Regions from separate parts of the Mus musculus genome. Here all the other regions are linked to region 6. Evidence: chromatin loops called from intact Hi-C (ENCODE). Cell type or tissue: heart. All regions are shown on one strand.

What was found. Hi-C counts contacts between places; a loop is a spot of excess contacts. Peaks named below come from ENCODE experiments on the same cell type or tissue, not always from the same donor. Only the 100,000 strongest peaks of a DNase experiment are listed, where the experiment ranks them.
Region 1: it touches region 6 in a loop (2.1-fold over the local background); 6 of 42 quality-filtered maps call a loop at or near these places.
Region 2: it touches region 6 in a loop (2.0-fold over the local background); 7 of 42 quality-filtered maps call a loop at or near these places.
Region 3: it touches region 6 in a loop (2.3-fold over the local background); 12 of 42 quality-filtered maps call a loop at or near these places.
Region 4: a loop joins it to region 6, with 3 times the contacts of the local background. A loop is called at or near these places in 11 of 42 quality-filtered maps.
Region 5: it touches region 6 in a loop (2.5-fold over the local background); 13 of 42 quality-filtered maps call a loop at or near these places.
Region 7: it touches region 6 in a loop (5-fold over the local background); 17 of 42 quality-filtered maps call a loop at or near these places.

The regions. Positions count from the first base shown.
Region 1 is chr19:53,367,640-53,371,639 of GRCm38, forward strand. It overlaps Mxi1 (MAX interactor 1, dimerization protein), which reads left to right. Exons shown (of 6, transcript NM_001008542.3): 4 at 1,903-2,017; 5 at 2,551-2,722; 6 at 3,934-4,000. Among named protein-coding and RNA genes, the nearest start is that of Smndc1, 21 kb to the right of the region's middle. In heart, a CTCF peak has its summit at 2,259 (motif pointing left); a DNase peak (open chromatin) is centred at 2,252; H3K27ac peaks cover 1,130 bases.
Region 2 is chr19:53,327,921-53,331,920 of GRCm38, forward strand. It overlaps Mxi1 (MAX interactor 1, dimerization protein), which reads left to right. Exons shown (of 6, transcript NM_001008542.3): 2 at 3,431-3,563. Among named protein-coding and RNA genes, the nearest start is that of Gm30541, 3.1 kb to the left of the region's middle. In heart, CTCF peaks have their summits at 432 and 1,722; DNase peaks (open chromatin) are centred at 261, 1,571 and 2,261; H3K4me3 peaks cover 1,784 bases; H3K27ac peaks cover 2,150 bases.
Region 3 is chr19:53,018,476-53,022,475 of GRCm38, forward strand. The region is part of intron 2 of Xpnpep1 (X-prolyl aminopeptidase (aminopeptidase P) 1, soluble); the gene reads right to left. Among named protein-coding and RNA genes, the nearest start is that of Mir6407, 9.7 kb to the left of the region's middle. In heart, a CTCF peak has its summit at 1,883; DNase peaks (open chromatin) are centred at 1,466 and 1,796; H3K27ac peaks cover 944 bases.
Region 4 is chr19:53,192,480-53,196,479 of GRCm38, forward strand. All of the region lies in intron 1 of Add3 (adducin 3 (gamma)), which reads left to right. Among named protein-coding and RNA genes, the nearest start is that of Gm52402, 14 kb to the right of the region's middle. In heart, no CTCF peak of the experiment used is centred here; a DNase peak (open chromatin) is centred at 1,762; H3K27ac peaks cover 1,843 bases.
Region 5 is chr19:53,215,663-53,219,662 of GRCm38, forward strand. It overlaps Add3 (adducin 3 (gamma)), which reads left to right. Exons shown (of 15, transcript NM_001277100.1): 2 at 1,139-1,353. The coding sequence starts at 1,159. Among named protein-coding and RNA genes, the nearest start is that of Gm52402, 8.9 kb to the left of the region's middle. In heart, no CTCF peak of the experiment used is centred here; a DNase peak (open chromatin) is centred at 2,319; H3K27ac peaks cover 250 bases.
Region 6 is chr19:53,140,284-53,144,283 of GRCm38, forward strand. Add3 (adducin 3 (gamma)) reads left to right here and starts at 2,473. Exons shown (of 15, transcript NM_001277100.1): 1 at 2,473-2,806. In heart, CTCF peaks have their summits at 403 and 2,410 (motif pointing right); DNase peaks (open chromatin) are centred at 318, 1,278 and 2,248; H3K4me3 peaks cover 4,000 bases; H3K27ac peaks cover 3,842 bases.
Region 7 is chr19:53,037,147-53,041,146 of GRCm38, forward strand. Xpnpep1 (X-prolyl aminopeptidase (aminopeptidase P) 1, soluble) reads right to left here and starts at 1,424. Exons shown (of 20, transcript NM_001374834.1): 1 at 1,368-1,424. In heart, no CTCF peak of the experiment used is centred here; DNase peaks (open chromatin) are centred at 1,525, 2,145 and 3,725; H3K4me3 peaks cover 2,559 bases; H3K27ac peaks cover 3,027 bases.

The DNA.
Region 1 (4,000 bases), 230 kb after region 6:
AGTTCCCGGACAGCCAGGGCTACACAGAGAAACTCTGTCTCGAAAAAAAGGAAAAAAAAAACCTAAAATGTTAAAAGATAATTTGCTGCACGGACAAACTTTTGGAATTGAGCAGTTTGAACAAAATCGGCAGAAGTGTTCCTCTGACATACTTCCTTCATTTTTCTGGTTGCTTTCTTTTGTAGAAGGCTGAATTCAGAGCAGAGCCTCTAATTAATAAGAAAATGGCCAGCATGTGTGTCACCCTCGAGCCGTGTCTTATGGAGCGCAGTTAGGCAGAAACCACAGTGTAGAATCCTACTGTAGAATCCGAAGGCGCCTTCACATGGTGCGTGGTTTTAATGGTGATTCTGGTCTGCTTAGCAAGAGGAGCCTGCTCGTGTGCAGCTCCTCAGCGGAGAGATTTAGGTAGGTAGCAGAGCAGAGCAGCCTTTAACTTGTTAAATACAGAGAAATCGAAGCAGTCTTTTATCTGCATTAAGTTGCAGAGTCAAGTGCTAGACTTGAGATGGCAGATTCGGTAAAAGGACTAGAAATTCGCTTCTGATTGTTTGATGATTGTGGCTGGGCCTGCCTTTATTGGCCAAACCTCTGACCTCACTGCCCTCAATCACCCTTGCTTGTCAGTGACACAGGTGACCACTTACACCTTTCCCGCCCCTCTCTCAACTCCTGCACTGGAAATTGTCACTTGACATCACTGTTGTGTATTAAAACTCAAAGTCCCCTTTGAGAGGAAAGTGGGGGGCTTGCGTTATCCCTGATACAGCTGAGACTGTTGTAGAAGTTCAGTTACAGCCCCAAAGGAGTCCACGTGCTGCACGCAGCTGAACTGTCTTGTTTTAAGATTTATATATATGTATATGTATATGAGTACATTGTAGCTGTCTGCAGACACACCAGAAGAAGACATCAGATCCCATCACAGATGGCTGTGAGCCACCATGTGGTTGCTGGGAGTTGAACTCAGGACCTCTGGAAGAGCAGTCAGTGCTCTGAGCACTGAGCCATCTCTACAGCCCCCTGCTGAACTGTTAGCGCTTGGTAAAGAACAGACTCAAAGGTGGAGAGCAGCAGAGTTTGGCACCTCCCATTATGTACATGGTCATAGTTGGAGACCACAAGTGTACAAGGCTCTCCTGGAGCATTTCCAGGAGAAATTCCCTCTGACTTTCCCAGAGAATGGTCTGTCGGAGAATTCGGGACTTTAAGCAAGTAATTCTGTCACCTGTGTTCCTTGTGGGGAAAACAGGGTAGCTCATGAGGGCGGAAGGGAAAGGAATGAGCAGCAGCCCGCTCACAACACAGGTGTGAAACCCACCACCGCAGGCACAGTTTTGTCGTCCATGTTGCGCTGGACATGAAATTGACGTTTTATAAAGGACTGAAAAAATGTTTGAAGATCAGGAAGTGTTCACGTCCTTCTGCCTCTACATAAACAACATCCAGCCCTCTGGGATGGCTGCGGTTACTGAACAGTGTGGGTGCGTGCCTGTGCGTGTGTGTGTGTGTGTGTCTGTGTGTGTCTGTAAAATTAAAAGGTGGAAGGAGGTGGAAACCTTAGTGCGTTTTATAGCTCCTTGAGGTACCGTAGCTGAAACCGGTACTCCAGCCTGTGCTCTCAGGCATTGGGAAACCAAGCTCGATTGCTTTAGTAACAGCACAGCACGGAGCTTATGGAGCGGCCTAGACAATTCGCTGTCTGACAGAGTTCATGGGGGCTGATAATCTAAAGTGACTTCTGTCTGCAGGGCAGAGTGGTGGGGCGGGAGGTCGGCGCCACTACCGTGCAGGTACTTTAAAAAGTTGGGAGTGAAATATGGCTGTTGGCTAATAGCTCAAAGTTGCTGTGTGTGTCTAGTGGCTCTCCAGGCTGTGCTGATTGGCTGATATCTTTCTTAGACGAGCTCACCTGCGCCTGTGTTTAGAACGCTTGAAAGTTCTGATCCCGCTGGGCCCAGACTGCACCAGGCACACAACACTCGGTTTGCTCAACAAAGCCAAAGCACACATCAAGGTGAGAATCTTTCTTTCCATATTTGCACTGATTCCTGTGTGTGTCGTGTACAGCTCACTAGACCGTCCTCTTCTTCACTAACTGCCCTCCAGAGAAACGGCTGTAAAATCTCACCAGCGATCCAGTGGGGCAGCATGATGCGAATAAATGAAAAAAATTTACAGCGTGGCCATCTAGACCTGAGAATGCTGGGGAAGGTCTTTCCGATACCCTGAAGGAAGGCAGCTGCGCCCTCTGGCGGAGATGCTGTTATTTGGCTTTATCTCTCAGTAATTTTCCACTGAATACCACATTGCAGGAGGTTTCTCTTTGTGGAACTTACCTCACAGACTTTTATAGTTCACTTCATTTGTTCAAGTAACATAGCATCCATACAGGAAAAAGACCACTGTTTTTATGTTTAAAACGCAAGTGTTTCTCAGTATTTATATATGCAAGGGTACATACATACCCACATATGTGTATTTGTGGCAGGAATTAGTTTTACTGTACTAGACTGGACTACAGGTGTGAATAAAACATCTTCATTTTAGAAACTTGAAGAAGCGGAGAGGAAGAGCCAGCACCAGCTAGAGAACTTGGAACGAGAACAGAGGTTTTTAAAGCGGCGACTGGAACAGCTGCAGGGGCCTCAGGAGATGGAGCGGATACGAATGGACAGCATTGGATCAACCATCTCTTCAGATCGCTCGGATTCAGAGCGAGGTAGGCAGCTTCTCTTTCTAAGGAAGTCCTGAGTCTCCGAGACGGGTGGGGGCGGGGAGACTGTAGACACTGCATCGGCTCTCACTAACCAATGTAGTACTGTCGTCTAGCTTCTGTTGTTTTGGTGCTAGAGAGCAAACCCAGCGAGTAGCATGTGCTAGGTTAGGAAGAGTGAGCCCAGCCGCACTCCCAGCCCCCAGCTTGGGCTTTGTGCACCCTAACATTCTCTGGCAGTGCCTTTGTGAACCACAATTTTTTTTCATATATGTATATACATTCTTTCTATTTTGAAATAAATTTTAGACTTAGAAAAAGTTCTGTTTAAAATATGCCAAGTTCTTGGGGGCTGGAGAGAGGGCTCAGCAGTTTAGAGCACTGACCGCTCTTCCAGAGGTCCTGCCTGAGTTCAATTCCCAATTCCCAGCGACCACATGGTGGCTCAACAACCATCTGTAATGGGATCTAGTGTCTCTTCTGGTGTGTCTGCAGACAGCCACAGTGCACAGTATACTCATATACATAAGTAAACAGATCTCAAAGGAAAGAAGGAAGGAGGGAGGGAGGAGAGAGAGAGAAAGGAAGGAAGGAAGGAAGCAAGGAAGAAAGAAAGAGAGAAAGAAAATGCAGAATTCTTACCATGAGAGAGGGACATGGCTTGAAGCTATATTTCATGCAAGAAAATCAAAAGCAAACCCCTTAAACCTACTTTATGATTAGCTTATTTTAGTTACTATTCAGAATTTGTTGATGAATCCATAGAAATCCATAGATCCACCTATGATCTATGATAGAGAGTTGACACCACCAAAAAATTCGGATGCCTAAACATAAATTTTCTATCTTTAATTTTATTTCTCCATGACCCCAACCTCTTTAAAGCAACCCTGATTAATAAACAGAGCTGTGAATTAGTTTTTGGTTTAATGTAAAACAGATGTTGTTAAACCACTTGGGTTGGGATCTTTTAATATTAAGTACTAATTCCCAAACAGGCCAAGCGCTTTTAGTGGGAGGTCTAGACGGACTGGCGTCAAAAGGGTTTTAGTAAACTTGCTGCCTAAATTAAGACCACCACTGTATACCAGATTGCTCTTTGCAGGAGAGTCCCTGATAGAGCACGGATAACCTTGCTGGATAACCTCTCTAACTTCTGAAAGTGCACATGCAGATTATTAATGCCCCCCTTTGTTTTCTCTTTCTTCCTCCCGCAGAGGAGATTGAAGTGGATGTGGAAAGCACAGAGTTCTCCCATGGAGAAGCAGACAGTGTCAGTACCAC
Region 2 (4,000 bases), 190 kb after region 6:
ATGTTGTGCCAACTGCAGTATTTAAAAGGGCTGGCAGAATTTCGTAGCCTGTGACCTCACTGGAGATAACTTCATTCGCCAATAACATGACCACAGGAAGGGGACATTGTCTCCTCACCAAGAGCTCTGTCACTTTGGACATCCCCCAGCAGATCAACAGGATCAGAGTGAGGCAGACTGTGGCTACTTTCCACAGCTCCCAGTTTGCTCCCTGGACAGGCAGCGCCTCCAGCCATCTTGTGTTTGCTTTCCCCCAGAAAGTTCTCAGCCAGCGGTGCTTTTGTGCCCCAGGGGATGTGTGGCAATATCTGGAGGTATTTTGGTTGTCATGCCCCAGGGTGGTGGTGCGAGACTGGCATCTAGTGGGTGGGGGGTAGGGGCGCTGCTGAGCATCCAACAATGTACAGGACAGAACCATCGGGTCCAAAGCATCGCTAGTGCCAAGGTTAAGACATCCGTTTGAAGCGGGGCATAGGAAGAGGGTGGTGACTGAGGGCAGTAAGTGGCTGCTTTTTAGTGTGCTTCCTGCTAGTTACTGTCCCTGATGTCAGTTACACTTCAGGAGAGGAGCCTGGGAGGAGCAACCCTCAGCGATGAGATTATTTCAGTTAGACTTCACAATAAAGCTTACTGAATATGTGTTTCCTGGGAACAAGTCTGGTTCAGTGCCTGGCACGTGTCTGGCCTTACCATGATGCATACGTGGAAGAGATAAATCCATCTTATATAGGAGGGGAAAAGAAGCTTGGAGTCCACATAGCCAGAGCTCCGGTTTGAACTGAAGTCAGTATGAATCCAGAACAAAATCTTTATGTCCTTTCCTTGTATCGTTAGAACAGGTTTTCAGTCTAAAAACACTAATGGTATAGTGGGGGAAGAATCAGTTCAAAAAGAAGAAGGGACTAGAAAAACCTTTTGTCAGTGTCAAGACTGAGGGAAAGAAGGACCGAATGGATGTACTCTCTGGCTCTCATTAAGTGATCTCATGTTTTTGAACAGCGATTTTATTTATTTATTTATTTATTTATTTATTTATTTATTTATTTATTTGCTTCTGTGGCCCTGCCCTTTGTAGTTGTTACTTTCTCCGATTTTATTTATTTATTTATTTATTTATTTACTTCTGTGGCCCTGCCCTTTGTAGTTGTTACTTTCTCCTCTTTTAGAGGGTGAGAGAACCGAGGCATTGAAGTTCCACAAGAAAGCAATAGAGAGAGGACTTTAGGCCCTGAGCGTCATTTAAGAAATGAGTGTCCTTGGGAGCAGACCCAAGTCTTTTCCTCAGAAGCAAAGTCATGTAAATTTTTAGTCTCCCCATCCTTGGAACCAGGAAAGGAAAGCCAAGGAAAGACTACATCTCCCGGAGGCCATCGCGGAGTCCACCATGCGCAGGCGTACTGAGGCGGCCCATGTCCCTCGGCACCCGACGTGCACTGGCGGGGGGGTGGGGGGGCGGGACTACATTTCCCAGGGGGCAGCGGAAGGGGCGGGCGGGGCGGGTCTTGCCGCTGCTCCGGTCCCTCCCCCGTGCTCGCGCGGAGAAGTAAACAAACCGCGCGCGGGCTGCAGGCGGCGCGGCGGGCGCGGCGGGCACGGCTAGGGCGGCGGAGAGCGCGCCGAGCCGGGGCCGAGCTGGCCCGCCCGCCCGCCGCACATGTCCGGAGTCGTCGTGGGACTGTAGCCGTCTGTGGCGCCTCCTGTCGGCCGGGGGCGGGAGCGCGGAGCCCATGGAGCGGGTGCGGATGATCAACGTGCAGCGCCTGCTGGAGGCCGCGGAGTTTTTGGAGCGCAGGGAGCGAGGTAACGGCTGGACGCCGTCGCTTCGACCGCCGCCTCGGGCTCCGCGCGTGGAGAGCGGCGTGACTGGCGCGGCTGGCGAGGGGAGGTGCGCGCGTGTGGTGTTGGAAGTGCGTGCACCGGTGAGGGTGAAGCGCGTCCCCGCGCGCGGCAAGAGGAGCACGCGCGCGCGTGGGGAGAAATGTGCGTGCGTGTGGGGTGCACGCGCGTGGAAGTCCGCGCGCGGTTGGAGAGGTGGGTGCGTCGGGACGGTGGGGGTTCTTGCTCAGGAGTGCAGGTGAGTTCCGGAGAGGAGGCGAGCAAGAAGCTCGCGAGCGAGGGCAGGCGTGTGTGTGAGTGTGTGCGCGCGTGTGTGTGCGTGCGTGTGTGTGTGCATGCATGAGGTGTGGGCGAGAGCTTAGGCAGAGGAGAGGGGGCCTTAGGGGAGGACCCGTGCGTGGCTCTGGGCTGCAAGGGAAGGACTCTCGAGTCGCGCAGGGGCGGCTGCTAAGCGGACCGGAGGAGAGGGCGGAGGGCGCTGGACCAAGAGCTCTTGCAACTTGAGACTGCACTGGAGACTGAAGGGGGTGGGCGCTGGGGAGGTGTGGGTGCAGGAGGCGGAGCCTGTGCGAGCCGGGGGAGGAGTAGGGTGGGAGTGATGCCCGCCGAAGAGCTGCGGGAGGGGCACAGTGCTATTGTGAGCGTCCGAAGTGCAGTGAGATGGGATTGCCTTGGAGGTGGAGGTGGAGGTGGAGGTGGGTGGAGGAATAGGGAGACTGAGGAAGGTATTGGAGCGTGAAGAGCCTAAATGTTTCTGTCAGGAGAGAGGAGGTCCTTCCCGAGAAGTTGTGATCGGAAGAGTTGGGGCACGCAAAAGTGTGGAGGCTACAGAGGCACCGAAGAGGTGACTGTAGTTAAACCAAGGGTTTTCTGTTTGTTTTGGTTGGTTGGTTTTGGTTTTCGGTACAAGGTTTCTCTGTGTAGTCTTGACTGTCCGAAACTTAGGACAGTCTGTAGACTAGGCTGGATTCGAACTCAGAGATTGACTGCCTCTGCCTCGGAGTGCAGGGATCAAAGGCGTGCACCACCACCACCACCTGGCTGGCTTGGTTTGTTTTGTTTTTAAGGCACGTGAAATCTTTTGGAGTGAATGGGTGGGGGTAACTGGTGTTTCTTCTGGCTTCCCAGAAAGCATGCATACATCTGGTGCACATATATACTTCTGAACACTTATGTACATGTAAGAAAAAAATGAGCCTTAAAGAATTCTTGGAGGAAAGGGATTTGGAGAGGAAGGAGAAATTTGCTTTAGAAGACTTTCAATATACTCTCTTGGCAGTGGGCTGGGTCTGGGGTATGTCACCAGATTAATGTTCAGACAGTGAATGGATTTTTTTTCCCCTTAGGGTAGGGTCTTGCCACACGTAACTCAGGCTGGCCCTGGACTTGGGATCTCATCTCAGCCTCCTGGGTGCTGGGATTAAAGGGATGGCTAAACAGCAGGATTTTATCTTCTAACCAGAGCTTAGGCACATTTTACCTTTTCTACTTTGAGGAAAAAAAAAGTGTCAGGACAAGAACTTTGGATCTGTGGGTCTGTGCATTTGGGTATGTATATTCTTCTTAAACCTTTTTCTTCTCTTACGGTTTTTAGAGTGTGAACATGGCTACGCCTCATCGTTCCCCTCCATGCCGAGCCCCCGGCTACAGCACTCGAAGCCCCCACGGAGGTTGAGCCGGGCACAGAAACACAGCAGTGGAAGCAGCAACACCAGCACTGCCAACAGGTAGGGAGAGGATGGCGGCGGTGGGGGTGGGGAGGTGGGCATTAGGGAGCAGGAATGGAGGGGCTCAGACTCTGGGCTAATCCTATACATCTGCATCTGTTTTCTCTCTAATGCCAACACCAGAGCACACCGCCCTGGCTCTGTATGCAGAAGGGGATGATATAATCCCACAGAGGAGATTGAAATCACAGTGTCCCTATCCCTAGAGGAGTGTGAGTGGGGACTTGGTGGCCTGCACCCATGCTCGCAGCCACAGGCTGAGAGGGACCTTGGGTTTTCATTTCTCTCCCCAAGTTTACGGCAGTCTGAGAAGAATTTTTTAAAAATTAGAAATGGCCCCAGCAAGATATAAGAGAAACAAGGGCTTTGTTAAAGAAATAAAAATACCTAAGTATGTTAATGGGCCTGGCCCGTTTGTTAAGGAGGAGGGGGAAGGA
Region 3 (4,000 bases), 120 kb before region 6:
GACAAGGACAGCAAACGCCACCACAAGACGAAACTTTGAATCAGAGTCCACTCTGGGGGCCCTTGATCCCCGCCCTGACACTCAGCTCCTGTAGGGCAGGCACCTGGACCATGCCTCACACACATTCGGTTCTCCACAAAACTAAGCCCCCATGGCTGGAGATCTGTGTTAGGAGAGTTCCGCATGCAGACAGTGGACAGAGACATCAGCTCCTTCCTTACAGCCAGACACCGGTCAACGCCCAGGCACCTCTCCTCTCCTAAACGGAGCAGCGTCAACAAGCGTAAGCAAAGTGTGACAAACGCCACAGTGTAGCCAGGCCACTGGACATTTCCCAGGTCCCATAGGTAGGTCATGTGATGGGAAGGAATGGCTGGGTCAAGATTTAAATGGAAGAATATTCTCCAGCCGGGCGTGGTGGCGCACGCCTTTAATCCTAGCACTTGGGAGGCAGAGGCAGGCGGATGGATTTCTGAGTTCGAGGCCGGCCTGGTCTACAAAGTGAGTTCCAGGACAGCAACACTATATATACAGAGAAATCCTGTCTCGAAAAAAAAAATCTCTCAGTAATTCCTCCCTTTGCTAGAAAGGTAGCAGTGTTGACAAAGGAGCCCAGGTCAAGTCCCTCATCAACAGGAACTCTCTACTACATGACCTCAGACCTAAGACCTCACAGAAGCAGGCCCGAGGCTTTACGACGCACTGCCATCACAGGTGTTGGCTCTAATGAACCAGTGGATAAAATCACCTCTCTGCCCCAGGATTAAATTTAAGAAACAAGGGCTGGCAAGATGGCTCAGCAGGTAAGAGTACTGACTGCTCTTCTGTAGGTCCTGAGTTCAAATCTCAGCAACCACACGAAGGCTCACAACCATCTGTACAGCTATAGTGCACTCACACACATAAAATAAATAAATAAATCTTTAAAAAAATAAAATAGCTTTTAAAAAATAAGGTTTAAGAAACAAAACAGGAGGCCGATTTGAGGAGGTATGATTTTTCAGGAGAAAAAAATACAGTTTAGGAAAATCTGATTCGTGACTTCCAGAAAGAGAACCACATACCCCGCCAAAGCCTCATATTAACAAATTCGCTTCGACAGAATGTGACCCTTTGTCTAGGCCAAGTCAAAGAACAGGGCCTTTCAGATAAGAAGAAAGATAGGATTTCTGAAAGAAAGCCCTGGCCCCATCCAGTGGCTGTCCTGGCTTGAAGCTGCGGATGCCCAGGGATCCCGGAATCTGCCTGAGACAGCACAGGAAAGCATTTACCGATCACCTCTGTAAAGGCTCCTGGGGCCTTGTTCTGGGATTAGAGAGAACCAGAGAGGCTGACCACTCAAGTGCCAGGTCCTTGCATAACCCTGCACTTGGGGCTCGTCTGGTTCATCTCCACTAGGGAACAGTGTGGGTGTATTTGTATTTTGGAAAGTACACAAAGGACAGAATTCAAGATTCCCCTTCATAACGCCCGCCCTCCGTTCTCCACGCCTAGGAGGAATTCCACCAACCTTGAATCAGGCTGAAATGTAACAGTCAGGAGTCGCAGAGAACAGAGCCTTTCTATTGCTGAGGAGGCCGCTGAGCAGGTCACACACAAAGCAGCCCTTCCTCCCTGTCCCCAGAGGCCTGGCAAGGACACAGAGCCCCACTTAATGGAGTTACCCCAACAATGCAGTGCCTCTCCACAGGAACTGAAAGAGGAAATGCACTTCTGCTGGTGCAGTCCTCATCACCCCTGGACCACACCCGCTGAGTCTTCTCTGCCTGCACAGTTCACACTTAGGGCACCGATGCTCAATTTCAGAACCTCTCACCCAGATTCGGGGATCCCCTGGTTTCTCTGTTCTCCCTCCTCCGATCCACACTCAAGAGCGCCCCTACTGGTCATACTGCCTTCTTGTTCCTGCTAACCAGACCTCATCTCAGCCAGACAGGGTGGGACACTGCAATCCTGGCTGGCAGGATTGCCCATTCAGAGTTATCCTCCACTATGATACCAAGTTTGGGCTGTAAGAGAGTCTCAAAAACTCCTGACTATGGGGGTCAAGGTCACCGGCAGGAAAGAATGACAGGTGGATGGCCTTGACTAATGTGCCCAAGGTGTGCTTTCTATGTCTCTGTCTCTCTTTACCCAGTATTCTCCAAATTCTAACTGCCCATAGTCCAACTAACTGCACTTCCTTGATCCTGCTGTCTTAGAAATCTCTCAGCTAGGAATACATTCCACACTCATACAGACCGATGCTGTAAATGACGAGAGCTTCACCACAGGTGGTCCTGAGCACTTGAAAAGTAGTTTATTATTATGTTACTTTATTCTTTTTTTTTTTTTTCAGTTTTTCGAAAAAGGGGTTTCTCTGTATAGCCCTGGCTGTCCTGGAACTAATGGTGTAGACCAGGCTGGCCTCGAACTCAGAAATCCGCCTGCTTCTGCCTCCCAAGTGCTGGGATTAAAGGCGTGCGCCACCACTGCCTGGCTTTATGTTACTTTCTTACTAGCCTGAAACTGTATTTCATTTTATCTCATTTTAATCACTTGCAATGTAGTTCTAAAACAGATACCCAAGATTCAGTTAGTAGAAGCCTTTCAGGTATGCTTAGGACAGCATGGGTATGTGAGACTACTTTGTCAACTATAACTTCTTTTTAAAAGATTTTACTTATTTTATGTATATGAGTACACTGTAAGCTGTCTTCAGACACACTGGAAGAAGGTATCGGATTCCATTACGGATGGTCGTGAGCCACCATGTGGTTGCTGGGATTTGAACTTAGGACCTCTGGAAGAGCAGTCGGTGCTCTTAACTGCTGAGCCATCTCTCTCCAGCCCTGTCAACTATAAATTTAATGAAAGGTAAATACAGATTAAATGCTCGAAACCATATTCGGACTGAGGTGTTTTATAAATAGAAACTACCATATATGAATGCTTCCTATAAAAAGTAACCTATACTCTTTATACTGATATGTGAAAATGATCATTTCTTCTGATACCCTGGTGTGACTAATTTATTAAGTATTTTACTATCTTACAACATGGCTGCACACACCTCACAAGTTCCTCCTGGATGGCGCTGGCTGGCCCTTCCCTGACACATGTGCAGGCCTTTATGTGTCGTCACATCTCTGTCGTGGCTTGTCTAGTTTTTTACTCTAAGGGGCCTCTCGTTCGCTCCTATAAAGGTGGCAGTAACAATAACAGCAACCCACACAGCGACACCCAGGGGGCAGAACCTGCCTTCAGCATTTGCTGACAGCAGCCCTGTGACTCAACCACGTAAGCTGAGACTCAGAATCTAACAACCATGCAGCTGGCTACACAGGCAAGTGTGGCATCCGGGCCTTTGACCCGAGGCCGTCCCCTGGGCCCACATGAGAGCTACCTGCCTCTGCATCTGTCCAGTATCAGCCCCTAAGTAGGCAGGCAGACACAGAGAACACACAAAGCTTGGCTTCCCCCCAGTGTCGCTCTGCACATGCGGTGCCAGGCACATGGCGCTGTGCACATGCACTGCCATGTCGTGCATTCCCTGGCCTCAAAAAAATAAAAAATAAAGGAATGTCAGTATATGTAAATTGTTGAAGTCTAGACAGCAACTTCTGCAGCTAGTGACTAGCCTGAGCAAGCCTGATTTATTGTTTTTAGGATGCTGCTAAGTAACGCATTTTCCTGGGGTTCCGGCTTCAGCTTCCTTATTGAGGGAAAAAACCTTCAACAGTGATATCCCAGGATCATTAGAGATGAAGCCCTGTCCTTTGGCCAGCCTTCTTATCATTCCTGAAGGGTTTATCAGGCCACACCTAAAGCATTTAAAATTCAATGGGACACAGATTTTCCCTTTGTGATAAAGAGAATAAAAGCAGCGCAGAACAGCACACCCAGGACTAAGAACATCAAGATAAACTTGGCTCGGCTTAGCTACGAGAATGTTCTCTACCCATAAACATACAGATAGTACAGAGTGTAGCGCAACACTGGGCTAATGGAACAGAAACCC
Region 4 (4,000 bases), 52 kb after region 6:
AAGATGTCCAGTATTCCGTAGTGATTTGTCCTTCCAATATGAGGGTATAACAGTTGTGGAGGGTAATAAGACATTGATCATTAAACATTTTCCTGGGTTTCTCTCAAAACCTTTTCTGTTGTTTGTTTTACATTATATGTAAATAATTCATGGCAACATAAAAAAACATGCTTTTAAAATATCTCTCTGATATTTTAATCAGAGAGACTTATTTAATTGTATGATTACAGAATGAAAAACTAACTTGAGCCTCTGAATGCATATGTGCAGAAAGTGGTATTTGTTCAAAACCAATTAAATAGTTATTGTTTATAATAAATTTAATACTGAAAATTATTTTAAAAGATTTTTATATAGTACTTATATTTGTATTCTATCGAATATCTTATTTGGAAAAAGTCATATAATAAAATTTTAAACTAAAATTCTTATAAAATTTGTTAATAGATTATTGTGAAATTTTTTGAAGTATGATTTATTTTAGTGATCATCAACAAAATTATTTTCTCTTGTATGTACACATTCAATGACATACCAGAGAAAGTCCATAAATCATATCCTTTTCCCTTTATATATATATTTTTTTTTTAAAAAATTTATAAGCTTTCTGGTAACCCACACCTTTAAGCCCAGAACTCAGGAGGCAGTGTCAGGTGCATCTCTGAGTTCAAGACCATCCTGTCTAGAGAATGAGTTCCAGGGTAGTCCAGGTTACTCGTAGACACCTTATTTCAAAAACCAAACAAACAAATATTAAGGTAAAAATTAAACCAAGAATCTTTTTAACTTTCCATGATTCAGGGGTATTTAATTCTGGGGACAAAGACGTTTGTGAGCTGCAGAGGTTTCTCAGGTGTGCATGGGGTGGATAAGGCTGATGCTACATGTTGTTCTGTAGATTGTGTGGCAGGAAGCAGACACTAAATTATCCTTCCATGTCATTTTGTGTGTGGCATTTAGTGGATCTGGGTTTGCCTGAGGTCTTCAGAGGCATTTCTGAGCACATTCAGAGCAGACATTTCTGACCACATCCATTTGAAAGAGAACTCTAGAACATGGCACCTCTCTGTAGGGATGAAATATCAGTATCTGGTAGGTCAAAACCACACCAGATTAGGGATCACATTGAGTTAATTTCATGAGAGTTGTGAAGCCTCTCTAATTTTTTCTTTTTTCATGTGTGTGTGTGTGTGTGTGTGTGTGTGTATGTGTGTGTTTGCATACATGGGCTCATGTATGGAGGTCTGAAGACAACTTGTAGAAGTCCACTGTGTGTGTTCTAGGAATTACACTAAAGTCATCAGAGTTGTAGCAGTAAGTGACCCTACCTAGGGAGCCATCTATTCAGTCTGACATCCTTGTTTTGAAGACAACTCTTGTTAATTGGAAATGTAATGCTTTTATTGTTTCGATGTTGCTAAAAGTAGAGGATTGGTAAGGAGGAAAAAATAGTTTGTGTTATGTTCAAGTCCCCTAAAGTAATATTCTAGAGCCAGCGATGTTTCTGACACCTTGAGATATGTAAAAACTGCTGTTGCTAAACTTAGAAGCTGGCATGGTTGGACTTCCTTAACAGTAGTTGACTTCCACCCACCCGTGTGAGGGTTGAGCAGCATGGGCTGCCTAATGAGTCTATCTCTTCTCAGCAAGAAATGGGCCTGTCGCTGATGCCACGGTGGGGGGCAGGAAAGCCGATCTGCAGACATGGACTTTTCCTGTCTCTTTGAGAAGAATTAACCAATGAATTTTGACTCTGGGGCCCTGGAAAATGCTGTGGCAATATTAATGTGCAGTTTGCTCTGACTGAAGTCTGTCTGGGTGTGTTGTTTCCCCCAGAGCGGGCTCCACCCTTGCACTAACCACATTGTGTGGATATCTTGCTGCTTAAAACAAAGATCATTTTTAGGGCAGCGTTGCATCAGAATTGCCACACGGAAACAAGTTTCAGAAATGTGCAGAGGCATCGGGGGTTTTGTAAGTAGTGGCTTGTGTATTCAATTACCAAGAGCTCCTAGCCTAGGTGGCAAAGCTGAGGAGGTTGGCTAACCCTGTGCCAGTCACCAGCAGCACGCTGTACTTGGGAAGTAAGCTGTGGCTTCTCGCTCAGCTCGTCATTTTAGGTCATTTGTCTGCTTTTTCTCATGCTATCGATCTACTTGGTCTTGCTTTCAACTCTTTGTGGTTATCATTGACTATTTAAAGGAAGGAAAATACTAGTAGTCTACCAAGTGTGCAAGTGTCTAACAGTAAAGTGCTAACAGGAGGGTTTTGTACTGAATTTATTAGTCACTTTTACAGCATAATTGGACAGCACTGCATTTCGAGACATCGTGACATGAACTTTGTGTGTAAGAGTGGGTTCATTGAATTAAAAAAAAGGCAGCCTCTAAAGGGCCTTTCTTTCTGTCATAATGATGCTTTGTCCTGTTGCTGTTGGGTATTTGTTGGAAGAGTTGGGGCAGGCTGCAGCCCAGAGTTCTGCTCCATGCCTGGGCAGTTCTGTTGGTTCCGTGCCTCTGTGTTCTCTCTAGAATTTGTGACGTGAATGGTGAGTTGAACTGTAGGAGAATTATTGTTCAGTGAGGTCTGTATTGAGCAATTTTTTTTCACCCTCTCTTCTCAGAAGTCTGGGTTTTGTTTGTAGCTGGATTTTCAATGCCTATAAAGTGTTCAATTATGTACTGACCGAAGTGGGCATGTCAAGAGAGACAGTGTACTGACCGATGTGGGCATGTCGAGAGAGGCTGGGGTTTGTGATGGATCTCTGTGTTATTGTTCACTATGTCCTTTCAGGGGTAGACACACCCATTCAGTGCAAGCAAGTTTAACAGCCTGCCCCAGTCAAAATCATATTCAGATATTGAAACCCGCAGATTTCTTTAGAGCTTTTGGCGTGACATTGTGTCATCTTTTTTGTTCTTAAACTTCCTGCCAACACCTTGCTTCAGCTTCCTCTGTCACTTGTTTGTAAGTTAACTGTCTTCTAACTTGGCCAGAAGGGAAGAATAAAGTAAGTCTGCTGTCACTGAGAAGGCAATCAAGAGATGAGCTTATTTTGGACACTATGTTCTTCACCTATGAAATTAGGAATCCGGGTTAGCACTCGTAGATACTTCCCAGGTTAGAGGGCTCTAAATCTCTTTGTAACGAAAAACCAGAAACATCAGTAGAGAATGTATTAGAACTGAGCAAAGATTCTTTAGCTCACAATTTAGGTTCATTCTTATAAATGACAAGAAAACTAAAGCCCTGCATTAGATGTAGCTTTCAGGAACTTAAAGACGTTTGTGTTCTAGTACCTGGGATGCTATGTGTCAGCTCACCCAGAAAATGGATTCCAAGTAGAAATGCAGCCGGCTTGTCTGGTGTAACTGTGTGCCTTCCTTGAGTACCGTCTGGACTCAGCCTGCAGTTGCTGTTTGTATGGACTTGACTAAGTATCTTTTAAACTTTCCTCCAATATATTTTTCATTGAGACCCAACCCACATATGTATCACTTTATCTTGGTAATAAACTTTTCCTGTAATATAGAAAACAATCTGGCATTTTCTGTTTCATTTTGAAAAGTGTTGAGTCTAAGTGTACTGGCCCACTGTGCTGTGCTTTACCTGTGGGGAAGAGCATTGGACTTAAGCTTTCACAGCTGTGCCAAAGCCAAGCCTGGTAGCCAGGTTGTTGTTAATTGTGAGATTAAATTATTTTAAAATGTGTTTTTATTTGGGACTTTTATTTAAAAATCAATAGTAGTTAATATCTACTAACACTCTTATTTTTCTTAAAATTACATTATATAAAAAGAGAATAGAGTAGCTATTTTTACCAGGCCCTATATGTACCTGTCCTCACACCTTTCCTGTTTGCTGTACGAATACTGGACATATTTCTCCTCATTCATGCCATACCTTGTTCAGGAAAACTGACACACACACACTCCGACATGGGAAGGTTGGAAGGTCTTCTCTAGAGAAGTAGCTGTGATGGGCAAGTATGGCTAGGCAT
Region 5 (4,000 bases), 75 kb after region 6:
ACTCCCCTGCTCCTGGCCTCCAGGTGTAGCATACAAACATGCATACTGTCTCCCTGGGGAGACAGTAGATCACATGAAGATGCACATATATAGGCTTAAAATCAAAATAGGACAAAGAAGATGTCTCAACTACGTGATGATGACTTTTTTTTACCTGAATTTTACCAGGGTCTTGGTCAAATTATAAAAATTTGTTTTCCTCCTCAAATCCAAATGAGTTGACCTTAGACTACATTTTAAGTTAAATTAGTTTTATTTTTAAATATTTAATTTTGTTTTTAACTGTGTATTTGTGTGTGTGTGTGTGTGTGTGTGTGTGTGTGCATGTATGGGCATGTACTGGACAGGGCTTGTGTTTTGTGGGTCTTTGGATCCCTGGAGCTTTTGTTAGAGATATTTATGAGCTATTTGAGGTGGGTACTAGGAACCAAACCTGAGTCCTCTGCAAGAGCAATACCTGTTCTTAATCACTGCGCTATTTCTCCAGTCCCTTAAATTAATTTAAAATAAGTAACATTATATATTTTGTTTAAAAAATTCAGTATTTAGACATGAATTTTCATTAGCTCTGAAAATAGTAATTTCTAACAGCATTATAATCTAAGTTTTATTTTCTTTTGTGGTTGTTAAAAAATGTTTTTCTACATAAAAAACTTTTCTAATATGTTTGGAGAAGCTGCCTTCTTAAATTTTCTAAGAGCTGGGAGGGAGTCACGCCCAGGGCCACGAGTGCACTAGGGCAATTCTCTCCAACCCTTGGGCTCCATCAAGCGACCTTTCTCCATGATGCTGCTTTTTCATTTCTTCTTCTTTTTTTTTAGATTTTACTTTAATTTTATGTATATGGGTGTTTTGCCTGCATGTATGCACCACATCTGTGCCTGGTACAGAGGCCAAAGAGGCTCCTCTGGGACCGAAGTAACAGACAGTTGAGAACCTCTGTGTGGGTTCTAAGAATTGAGCCCAGCTCCTCTACAAGCGCAGCCAGTGTTCTCAACCACTGAGCCATCTCTCCAGTCCCGAAGCTGCTTTTAAAAGAAAGTTTGTTTGCTAGAGTTTAAAAGTTGTACTTGGCTCCTGTAGAGTGAATTCACCAAGGCGTTGTAGTGAGTGTCCCCTGTCTGTGCTTGCTTTGTAGAGAGGAAGACGACTGGAGACATGAGTTCCGACACCAGCCCAGCTGTGGTTACCACGCCTCCTCCTCCCAGCATGCCTCACAAAGAGAGGTATTTTGACCGAATCAATGAAAGTGATCCGGAATACCTTCGAGAGAGGAACATGTCTCCTGATCTACGACAGGACTTCAATATGATGGAGCAGAGGAAGCGAGTCACTCAGATCCTGCAGAGCCCTGTGAGTTGCAGAGCTCTCAGCCGTTCTTCCTCCTTGGGGCCCTTGCTCTGATGTAATGGAGCAGTAAGGAAGGGCTGGGGAGACAGTGCACTTACAGTGTGCTTACAGGAGGAGCAGACTCACGCATAAACGCATGTCCGGAACTCTAACAGCAGCACGCGGGCATTTCAGCAGTGTACATTCTCTTTGTATGTTTCTGGGTGTAATTTCATCTAAAGCAGGACCGATGGTTCTACTGAGAGTTTGGGGAGACAGTTTGATAAGACATTATCTGAGTAGAGAGGCAAGCACACTCACGTCATGCCAGCAAGCTAGGTGTGTTGATGACGTCATTCTGTGTCCCTTTGGGCACCTTACCTTGTCATCCATAAGAGAATAGAAAGACTTCAGGATGCTGAGAACTTGTGTGCTTTGGTAGCCTTTTCTTAACTCATGCAGGCACATCCACATTAGCTAGGCCAACAGCAGCAGAAGACTCTGTCAGCACAGTAGCTGACTTAAGTCATAGTGAAGTGACTTGTTACATCCCTTCAGCGCTTTAGTGCAGGGGTTCTCACCTTACGGAACGCTGTGGCGCTTTCATACAGTTCTTTATGTTGTGGTGACCCCAACCAAAAAATTAATTTTGTTGCTACTTCATAACTGTGATCTTGCTACTGTCATGAGTCATAATGTAAGTACCTATGTTTTCCAGTACTCTTAGGCAACCCCTGTGAACCCAAAGAGTCACAACCTACAGATTGAGAGCCACTGCCTTAGTGGGATTTCACAGGTCACATAAAGCGATGGGAAATGAGAGAATCGCTGGATTGGAGAAGCAAAGTGGATTTATAAGTTCACGCATGATGAAGATCCCAGGGCTGGCTCCTAAGGCAGAGAGTTAGCACTCTTAGGCACATGGTATCTAGGTTAGGATTATATCAGGTTTCCAGTGTAGCTGCTAAAATAAGCACAGGCCATCCAGGCTGCCCAGTGTGGCCATCCAGGCTGCCCAGTGTGGCCTGGTAAATCATTTTGTTATGTGCCCTTGTGAATTTAATCACAGGAGTTGAGTCCAATGCCGAAGGGGAATTCCACTCCGAGTAATTTTCCCTTACCAGCGGCCTTGATGAAAGCATTGAACGACACGTTACAAAGCAGTGCGAGTTTTGAAGGATTTCTTAAGTGCAGTGCCAGTTTAAAAGACGCCTTTCAAATAGAGCAGACACAAACCAGAGTGATGATGACGACGGAGCGCATGCGCTGGGCCTTGCTGTACTCAAGCCTAAAGAACCCATGGCTATGAGCTCACTTAACACCCAAATGATTCTTGTAACCTACACTGTAAAGTAATTGAAAGAATGAAATCAAGACCACATTTTGTTCAGAACTGTAGAATAAGGATAAATGCCCCAGAGGACCAGTCAGTGAAAATGGAAAAAGTGCCGGCTACATCTATATGCCAGGTTCTTCAGTTTTCTAGTATTCTTCCATTAAAGACATCATAGCTTTGAGAATATTTTTATTTTTATTATTTATATATATATATATATATATATATATATATATATATATATATATATATGTATGTATGTATACACACACACACACACATATATATATATATATATATATATATATATAATTTCCTTTTTATCTATTTTTTGGTTTTTGGGGGGGTTTTTGTTTTGTTTGTTTTGTTTTGGTGACAAGCTTTCTCTGTGTAGCCCTGGCTATCTTGGAACTCACTGTAGACCAGGTGACCTTGAAATCCTGCCTCTTAAATGCCAGGATTAAAGGTATGCACTACCTCTGCCAGGCATCTATTTCCATTTTTAACAAATTAAAAGAATTTTATTTATGTCCTAGAGAACCTAAATAATGGGAAAAAACAGGCATTTATCTGCTCAAAAGAATAATCAGTTTTTGTTCAGAAAAGAATGAAAAGGCTAGAATTTAAAAATAAATAAATTAAATTAGAATGTTTCCCTCTTAGAGCTTTACCTAATAAATTTTAAATTTTGTTCATGAAAATTTGGAAAAACATTTATAAAGTTTGTATTCCACCATGACTTGTGACAGCAGTTTTCACCTCTCCTTTAAAGGAGCAGTTTTCAACCTATGATTGCGACCTCTTTGGGTATCATATATCAGATATCCTGTATATAATATTAACATCATGATTCATAACAGTAGCAAAATTACAGTTATGAAGCAGCAAAAATGGTTTTATGACTGGGAGTCACCTTGAGGTAAGGAACTGTGGTATGGGGAGACAGCAGGGGAAGGCTGAGAGCACGGGAAGGCTGAGAGCCCTCCTTTAAAGGGGCAGAGACTTTCCACTAAAGGAAGTGATACATCGGCCTCTCCTAGCTCCCTCTTGCCAGGGAGCAAACCATCCCAACAGCTCACACAGCTACCTCACTTATTACCTCACTGTTTCTGAAAGGCAGGGACTGAGAAGCAGTTTAGCTGAATGGTCGGGGCAGAGCTTCTGCTTTCCTATAAACTGGCGGCTCAGACTCCTACCCAGGCTGCTGTCATCTGGGGGTTTGACCTGGGCCAAAATGAGTCACTTCTGTAGCTCTGCAAAAGACCATAGTTCCCTGTCACACAGACCTTTCTGTAAGGCTGCTTGAGACTCTGTGTGTGTGTGTGTGTGTGTGTG
Region 6 (4,000 bases):
CTCTTTAAAATTAGTGCTTCTAGCATTTCTCATTGAGTCGCTCCCTTCACCCAGTTAATTTTAACCTTGACCTCCCACAGCTGTACTGTTTTGCTCAGTCTAAAAAAAAATTTCCTGATCTTCCTCTCCCCTCCCACCCCCCCCACCCCCCCGCCCTTTACATCTGATGAAGCAACAGTGGAGAGGAAAAACCAAACCCATTCCTTTAAGAGAGATTCTGCCTCCTCTCTTCTAAGCCAGCGCCTCACGGCAACCGTGGAGTCTCTAAGTCACACACTTTACAACTCAGCATTGGGAGAAGCAGCAGCCGCCGCCGCTGCTCCGCGGCTGCAGTGGGTTCCCGTGCAGCACTGCAGAATCCACACCTAAGCCGGGGAAGACGGACACACGTCGGCTCCCCTGCTGGCAAAGCAGCTTCGGATCGCCTGCAGGTAAGCACATCTCTTTCCCATTTTGTTCATAACGCGTGGGAAAGGCAATGGTGGCAAAATGCACTCCCCATCAGCCATGCTTAAAACGTTATGTGAATCTGCAGTCCTTTGGAGGTGGGTTGGGGTCTACAGTTCTGTCTGGCACACACACGTTCTGGGTAGTGGAGAGACTATTATATGATATGTGATGCTACAGTACTTTTTTTTCCTCTCTTGCTATGCGTAAAAAAGGCTAACCTAATGCATGCAGAGCATTTTTCTTTTTCTTTTTAAATGCAGAAAACACAGCCACTCCCAATCTCGCTCTCAAACACTGCAGATATTTTTAAATGGCAAATAAAATGATGGGTTGAGCGCTTCCTAGATGCCGTTTTTTCTCCTTAAAGCTTAGCAAGACTTCCCCCACGAATGTTGAGTGTTTAAAAATAAGAAGACATGGTCTCTCTCTCCTTTTTAGAAAAAAAGCAAATGGGTGATAGTGGCAGACTAAAATTTCTATAGCTTTAGTCCAGTGGAGAGAGAAAAGGAGGATAAATGAATTGCAGCGTTTGCCAAGAACGCTATTCATTTGCCACACTTCGTATGTGGGAAGAGGAAACTACATTTTAATTAGCACATTTTTTTTTGGGAAAGGGGATGAAGATGAGGAGGCTGGCGCGAAGTATTTGAGGGGGAAGAGAGCCTGCAGATGAGGAAGGAAATGAAGTGGCCTGTCGCCAGTGCCTTGGAAAGGACGGGAGATAAGGGTGGGGAAATGAAGTTTGCTGTGTGTGTTAGGGTGGGGTTAACCCCAGGGACCATGAATCACTAGAATGGTGTTGGGAGGAGTGTGCTTGAGGGTGAATTCGTGCAGTGGAGAGGGCATGTGTGCCGGAGTGGTGTGCAAGTCGTGGGTGGCAGAGGAGAGCAGCGAGCGTGTGCCTGGAGGTCTATTTCGAGAATAGGTTGGGGTGAGAAACCCGTCTGGGAGGCGGGGGTGGGCAGCCCAGTGTCACCTGTGGAGGGATCCCCGACTCTGCAAATGAGTGTTGCAAAGTTTGCCTGGCTTTAGACAGATTTTGAAGGCTGCTGGCGGAGCCTAGACTTTTCATCTCCCAAGAGGTCAGCTCTCAGAAGGTTTAAGAGGCAATTAGCCAAAGTAGGAGTGCAGAGTTTGGGCTGGTCCAAATGAATATAAAGGCCCTTGCCCCGTCCCTCTGTGGGAGTGAGTGAAGGCGGGAGGCTCCCCCAAACGCAAATATGCTGAAGAGAAAATCGAGGCCCCCTCCTGTGGGAGCCGAGCTGAAGTCCAACTATTGTGGCCTCTCCCCCCAAAAACCCAGCGGCCTCAGTGGGCCACAGAAGCTCAATCTGAAAGCTACGGCTCAGCTGAGATTCACTGGGTGGGGGAAGCACGTTAGGACTGGGGAGGTAGATGTTTCCGTGGCGTCACCCTCCCACTCTCAATCGGGTTTCTCTCGGGGTCGTTTCCTTCTCCGGCAGCGGATCGGAGCTGCACTGAGGGAGGAAGACCTTGCAGAGGCGCCAGGCAGGCGCCCTGCAACAGGCCCTCCGCCTGCGGAGCACGTAGGCCCCCACTGCCGCAGCTGCACGGATACGGAGCTTGCAGCTCGAAGGGGGGCCTCGAGGGGCGGGGCCAGAGATCTCAAGGGGCAGCAGAGGCGGGGCCTGGACCTGCGAGAGCCTGTTGGGGGCGTGGCCTATTAGGAGCGGAGCAAAAACGCTGGGCTGGCGAAGGGCGGAACCAGGGGCACGCTTTTGAGCTACGAGGGCCCAGCCCGTACTGGGCGGAGTGAAGGCTGCTGGGGCGTGGCCTATAAGAGGCGGGGCTAGAGCTCTCGGGCCATGGGGCGGGGCCTTGAAGCTGGGGTACTAGAAGGGTCAAGCCTGTAGAGGGCGGAATCAAGAGCCCTGAGGCGTGGCCTGTGGTAGGCGGGGCCAAGGCGTTCAGGCCTGTGGGGCGGGGCCTTCGGGGTGCTAAGCGAGACTAAGCCTGTAGGGGGCGGAGTCCTGGACCCTGTGGAGGCGGAGCCCAAGGGGCGGGCCAGAGGGCGTTCGTGGGGAGTTCGGCTGGTCCCGCCAGAGCGCGAGGCGCCCGCCGGTAACGGTCGTGCGGGCGAGGGGCTGGAGGGAGAGGAAAGGGCTTTAAATGATGTTTTGAAGCAGCGAGAGCTAGACGCGTCGGCGACCAGGTGTCGCCACTTCCCGCTGCCGAGGGCTCGGCGTCCAGGTCCTGCGTCTCCACGCCCCCTCCCTTCCCGGCCCTCTCCTCGGGAACCGAGCGAGCGACGTTAAGAGGCGGCTGCGGCGGACCGGGCGGCCGCTGCAGCCCGGCGGTGGCGAAGGAGTGGGCACAAAGCCGGCTGCGCTGCGAGGTAATCCTGCGGGAGCGGAGGGCCCGGGGTCCCGCCGCGCTTCCCACGCCGAGGGGGCTTCGGACTGGCTGGCCGCGCGGCCTCAGGTGAACCGTGCTCGGGGCGGGAACGCGAGCCCCACGGGGCCGAGGAGTGCAGACCTGGGGGCGAGGAGTCGGGGTGCGGCGCCGCAGAGTGGGCCGGGACTCACCCGGGCGTCCCCGGCTTCCCCCAGCGAGGGCGTGGGATTGCAAAATCCTGTTCTGCGGGGAGCCTTGCTGACCCCGAAGGTGCTCGCGGGGACGGTGGGAGGTTCCCGCGCTTGGAGAAGGTGGAAGAAGACCGTGTTGATTTGTTGTTTTCTTTTTTCTTCTTCTTTTTTTTTTACCCCCTCGTGGCTTAAGAAACTTCAGTCACAAGTTGAAATTGTTCAACCACTTTATCTAATCAGTGTGACCCTCCCCAGCACACACACACTAAAAGTGCGCACGAGCACGCGCGCGCGCGCGCACACACACACACACACACACACACACACACACACACACTATAACCTTTCAAGCATTCCTGATACTTTATTCTTCCTTGCGGGGTGACAGCCCAGTTGGCAGCAGATTTGGTTTGCTGGTGTTTGGGGCACTTCCAACCTCTTTGGAGGTATGTAATAGCTGAGGCAAGGCCACTATTAAACCAGGCCTCTATTAAAATGACAAGAATGGCCTCAGGTGAACTTTTTTTGTTGCAGAGATTTAATTGCAAGTAGATGCCCGTTTAAAGTGGGAGTGTAAGGAAAACCACTAAATATCCTTGGCACATGTGCTCTTGGAATTGACTTTGCTAGAGTGGTGTGGGATTTAGCTCAGCCAAGAGGCTTTGAGTGAGGATTAGGAGCCAGGCTCAGGAAGGAATTGATAAGACTCTGGGGCTTGGGATGAGCTACATAAACATGTGTGAGTTCTTTACAGTGATTTATAAAATTATAGAAATTTTAGAGTTAGCAGTATGAAATGATTGCCTTTCTTAGAATGGACTCCATCCTCAGTGTGCTGAACATGTACTGATTTGGGTTTTGGCAGACTTCTAGTAAGAGTACAGTGTAATATGTCCTTTTAAAATGAAGTTACTTGACCAGTAGAATGACCTGTGTATTTAAGGTACAAGGCTGACTCATTGATAGAATTGTTTCTTTTCGAGCACTTCTGGAAGATGTTATAG
Region 7 (4,000 bases), 100 kb before region 6:
AACTCTCACCACCTGCGGGAAGGAAAAAGTCTGCCCAAGCGAGAGCTGAACACAACTGGAGCTAGAAGTGAGACGGGGAAGACAAGTCTGGTGCCAGGATTGGTTCGACTATCTTTGGCTTCACTAACAGCCACCAGCCTCCATTTGCCTCCTTCAAGGAGTTCAGTTTGACCTTCTAAACTGAAAGGGGTCCTCATCTGTACACTGGATGGCACTGAAATTCTACCACTTCCGGAAGGCACCCTCCCTCTCAGCCTACCATCTGACGTTCACTGACCACCCCCAATACTGTGACTACGGATCCAGGATCCAGCAACGACTGTGGTGTGGTCCTCAAGCTGCCTCCGAACCTTTGACATTACATCATTATCCAATTGCCTGACTTTATTTCCAGCAGAAGACGTCCAGGAAGGTCTAACCACATGGACAATTACCCACACCACCCACCATCGTGCATATATAAACTTCTTGGTCACACTTAACACGCTGTGACAAGACCAGGTCTGGGTCAAGGTAGGCTTGAGATCTGTCCACTCACAGAAACAGGCATAATATGGTCGGAATTTCACAAGTCGGGCTGCGGTGCCTCATGTGTTCTTTCAAGACTCAACTGGTCTGAGAGGATGGGTACGCCCCTGTGCATCCCCTCAGAGTTTTAATTCTGGTTTTATGTTCTTAGCATCTCCCACTTTAAATAACCAAGTGTGCCTGGTTCGGGTGCAGAAGGGATACACTAAAGCATGTTCAACATGAGTCTGGGAAGTGTCTTCTCACTTCCTGTGTCCAAGAAGAACCCAGAGCAGGCTCCAGGAGGATTTTCCGGAAGGCTATGCCTATCTGTTTCCTGATACAGCCCCTGAGACCATTTGGGTGGGGAGGGCACAACGGCTGCCTGTCTCTGTTGGGAGTTTGAATCAAGAGGTAAAATGCAGTCATCAGAATGATCAGGGTTGTAACTTTAGATCGCCGCCGTGGAGGAAGGAAAAGGGCAGGGGCACAATCACTTCTGGGTACCCGGGGTGGATCCAAGAGGGACCAACTTCCTGCAACAGCAGGGCCTCCCCTCAGGGTCGGGGGTGGTAAGGATCACCGCTTTCCCGGGACCAGCGAGGCAGTTCCTCGGTCACACTGGTCCCTGGACCGGCTCCGGCCGCCCGGAGGTGCCCGGGGGCCCCGCCGGAAGCGAGCTGAGTCCTGCCGGGCTGCACAGATCGTTCCCCGGTTCCCGCTGGGGCAACCCCCGCTAGCCAAGGCCATCCCCGGACGGCCGCGGGCCCGTCGCTGCTCGCCCTCTCGTCCCTACCCTCCCGGGGGTGCAGCTCGCGCGCCGGGCGCCGGATGCCGGTCAGCCGGCACAGTCCCCTCACCTTACTCGCGGCGGCTTTCTGGAGGCTGCCATTCGGCGGTGACGTGCCCCAGCCCACGTCAGGGGAGCGCAGACCAGCTGATCACCCACGGCCAGGCGCGCGCACCGGGCAGGCCACTCCTCCCCTCTGTGGCGTGCTCACGCAGAGGCTCCGCCCCGCTGTAAACCCCGCCCGTTCACCGGAGTGGGCGTGGCCGAGTGTCAGAATTCCAAAACCTTTGGGCTGTTGCTTGGAGAGGGTGTGGTGTTCTGTGCAACCAATTGGGAGAGGCGCCGGTCAGTCGTCACTGATCTTCCTCTCCATTTAAGAGGAAGGACAGGCGTTTTGCCAGCTAAGGAAGCTGCATGCTTCTCCGGTTTGTTCCAGCTTTTAGGTCAGCTAAGACGAGAGAGTCGTGGCCAGCTCTGCAAGAACCTATTTTAGGGTCCTGGAGACACTGACTGGATCAGGATATAACTTGCTGAGACCTTAGAGATGTCTTCCAAATGATTATTCCCAACAGCTTCAAAACTTACTGCTCACTTGGGCTAACGATCGGGCGTTAAAGCGTCCAAACCTAGCTCCTAACCCTATGTACAAACAAAAACATTCTTCACGTAGGGCTTTTTCATCTCAGTCGGTGGCTATTCCATGTTTTAAGGGCAAAAATCTTGACGTAATATCTGCCTTATTCCCCGGTCCATGCCCCATCTGCCCAAGATCCGCTTGGTCCTGGCTTCAAAGTAGATCCGTAGCCCCACCCACTTCCATCACGTCACCTATCTGGGGTGCATCACTTCCACCTCACCTGTGTGACGCCTGCATAGAAGCCAGACCGAACCTACCCTGAGGTGTCCACTTGACCATTCTAGAATCGCCTGGGAGAAAAAGCCCCTGGGCCTGGCTGGAGGGTTGTCTTGTGTTATTTAAGACGGGCAGAACCACTCCCTAGGTAGAGGATTCTAGACTGTATAAAATCAATGGAAATGAGCTGAAGACGAGCATGAATATATTACTCTCGCCTCTTGACTACCGATGTAAGGCCTGGCTCCCTGACTAGATGAACGGAAACTGGAAGCCGAAGAAGTCCTTTACCCCTCAAATTCCTTTCGCCAGAATGTTTTATCACAACGACGGGAAAAGAAACTAAGCAGTCCCCATTTCATTTGGAGTGACTCTTCTTAATCACAGCTCACAGGTCACCTCACTCCACCTAAGCTGGCCTTCCCTATCTTTGACACTCACAGTCCCGTCAAGTGTCACCTCCTCGATGAAACCTGCTTAAAGCTGTAAACCGCTTGGACCCATCCGGGCCCCTTTCCCACAGCTTCTACTGTTGTTCACCGGAGTTCATCTTCTGAGGATAGTCTCTCTACCCTGCACACATACTATAGCCATCAGAGCAAGAGTTGTTTCTGTTGCTTAAAAATGGGCAGGAGGGCTAGAGAGATGGCTCAGCGGTTAAGAGCACTGACCGCTCTTCCAGAGGTCATGAGTTCAAATCCCAGCAACCACATGATGGCTCACAACCATCTGTAATGAAATCTGATGCCCTCATCTGGTGTGTCTGAAGATAGCTACAGTGTGTATATATATATATATATATATATATATATATATATATATATATATATAATAAAATCTTTTTTTTTAATGGGCAGAAGCTGACAGTCATCCTCACGTGTTTGCTGCTGAAATAAATGTCCCCAGATTGCACACTTCTCCGGCACAGTGGCTCTCTTGTTCATTGTTATGTCCCTAGTGCTTAGGACAACACCTGGCACTAAATGAAGGTGAGCACCTATTTTAAAAACCAAGCTGTGTCCCATCCCACGTCGACCTTGGTGAAGTCCGAGTACGCTTGTATCCAACGGGTTCAGCTGTCCTGGAGGACTGAAAGTCCCGGTTAGCATTAGGTTAGCACGTAGACAAGCCAGAAAAGAATGTGTGTGACACAGCATGTCTGTTCATTTCCTCAAGCCTGCGGAGCCAAAATGAGACTGTAAACAAGGACTGGCTCCTGCCCACGCCCAAAAGAATAACAAGAGAGAAATCTGGCAGTGCGGGCAGAGTTATAAGTGCAATCAAAACGCAGCAGCACCCATAGTCATAATTGCCCAGGAGAAAGGAGAGAAAGCAGCACTGGGCAGTCCCTGAACCAGACCTGAGTTCCTGTTTGCAAGACAGCAAAGCCACCTTCATCATCTTCAAGTTCTTTCGGGAAGTCCCAGGAAGGAGACTCTAAAAACATTGCAGAGGGTGAGCCCAGGAAGGGTTAACTGTGGTTTTTCTGGTTTTGTGACCTCGCGTAGGTAGACACACTGACACAGACTGAACCCGATCTGTCTAGCCCGCGACAACCCAGTGACCCAAGCACTCATTTGTACTCATTTTACTGGTTGCAAAGAGCGGGGTGTTCAGCAGTCAAGCTCATTGCCTGCGGGGTGCGGAGCCATGGGACTTGGGGTGGGGCAGTCAAGTCTTGTCCTGAGATTCTGAGATTGACAATTGTCCAATTGTTCCCCTCCTGCCCCGGGACACACAGGCCCAGGGATAGTCCCATGTCCTACCTTTGCCTCCCCCTTTGCCCCCAACACCCCAAGGTCAGATAGCCTGGTAGCCTTGCTAAGCTTCCTCTCTCCCCTGATAAGGTC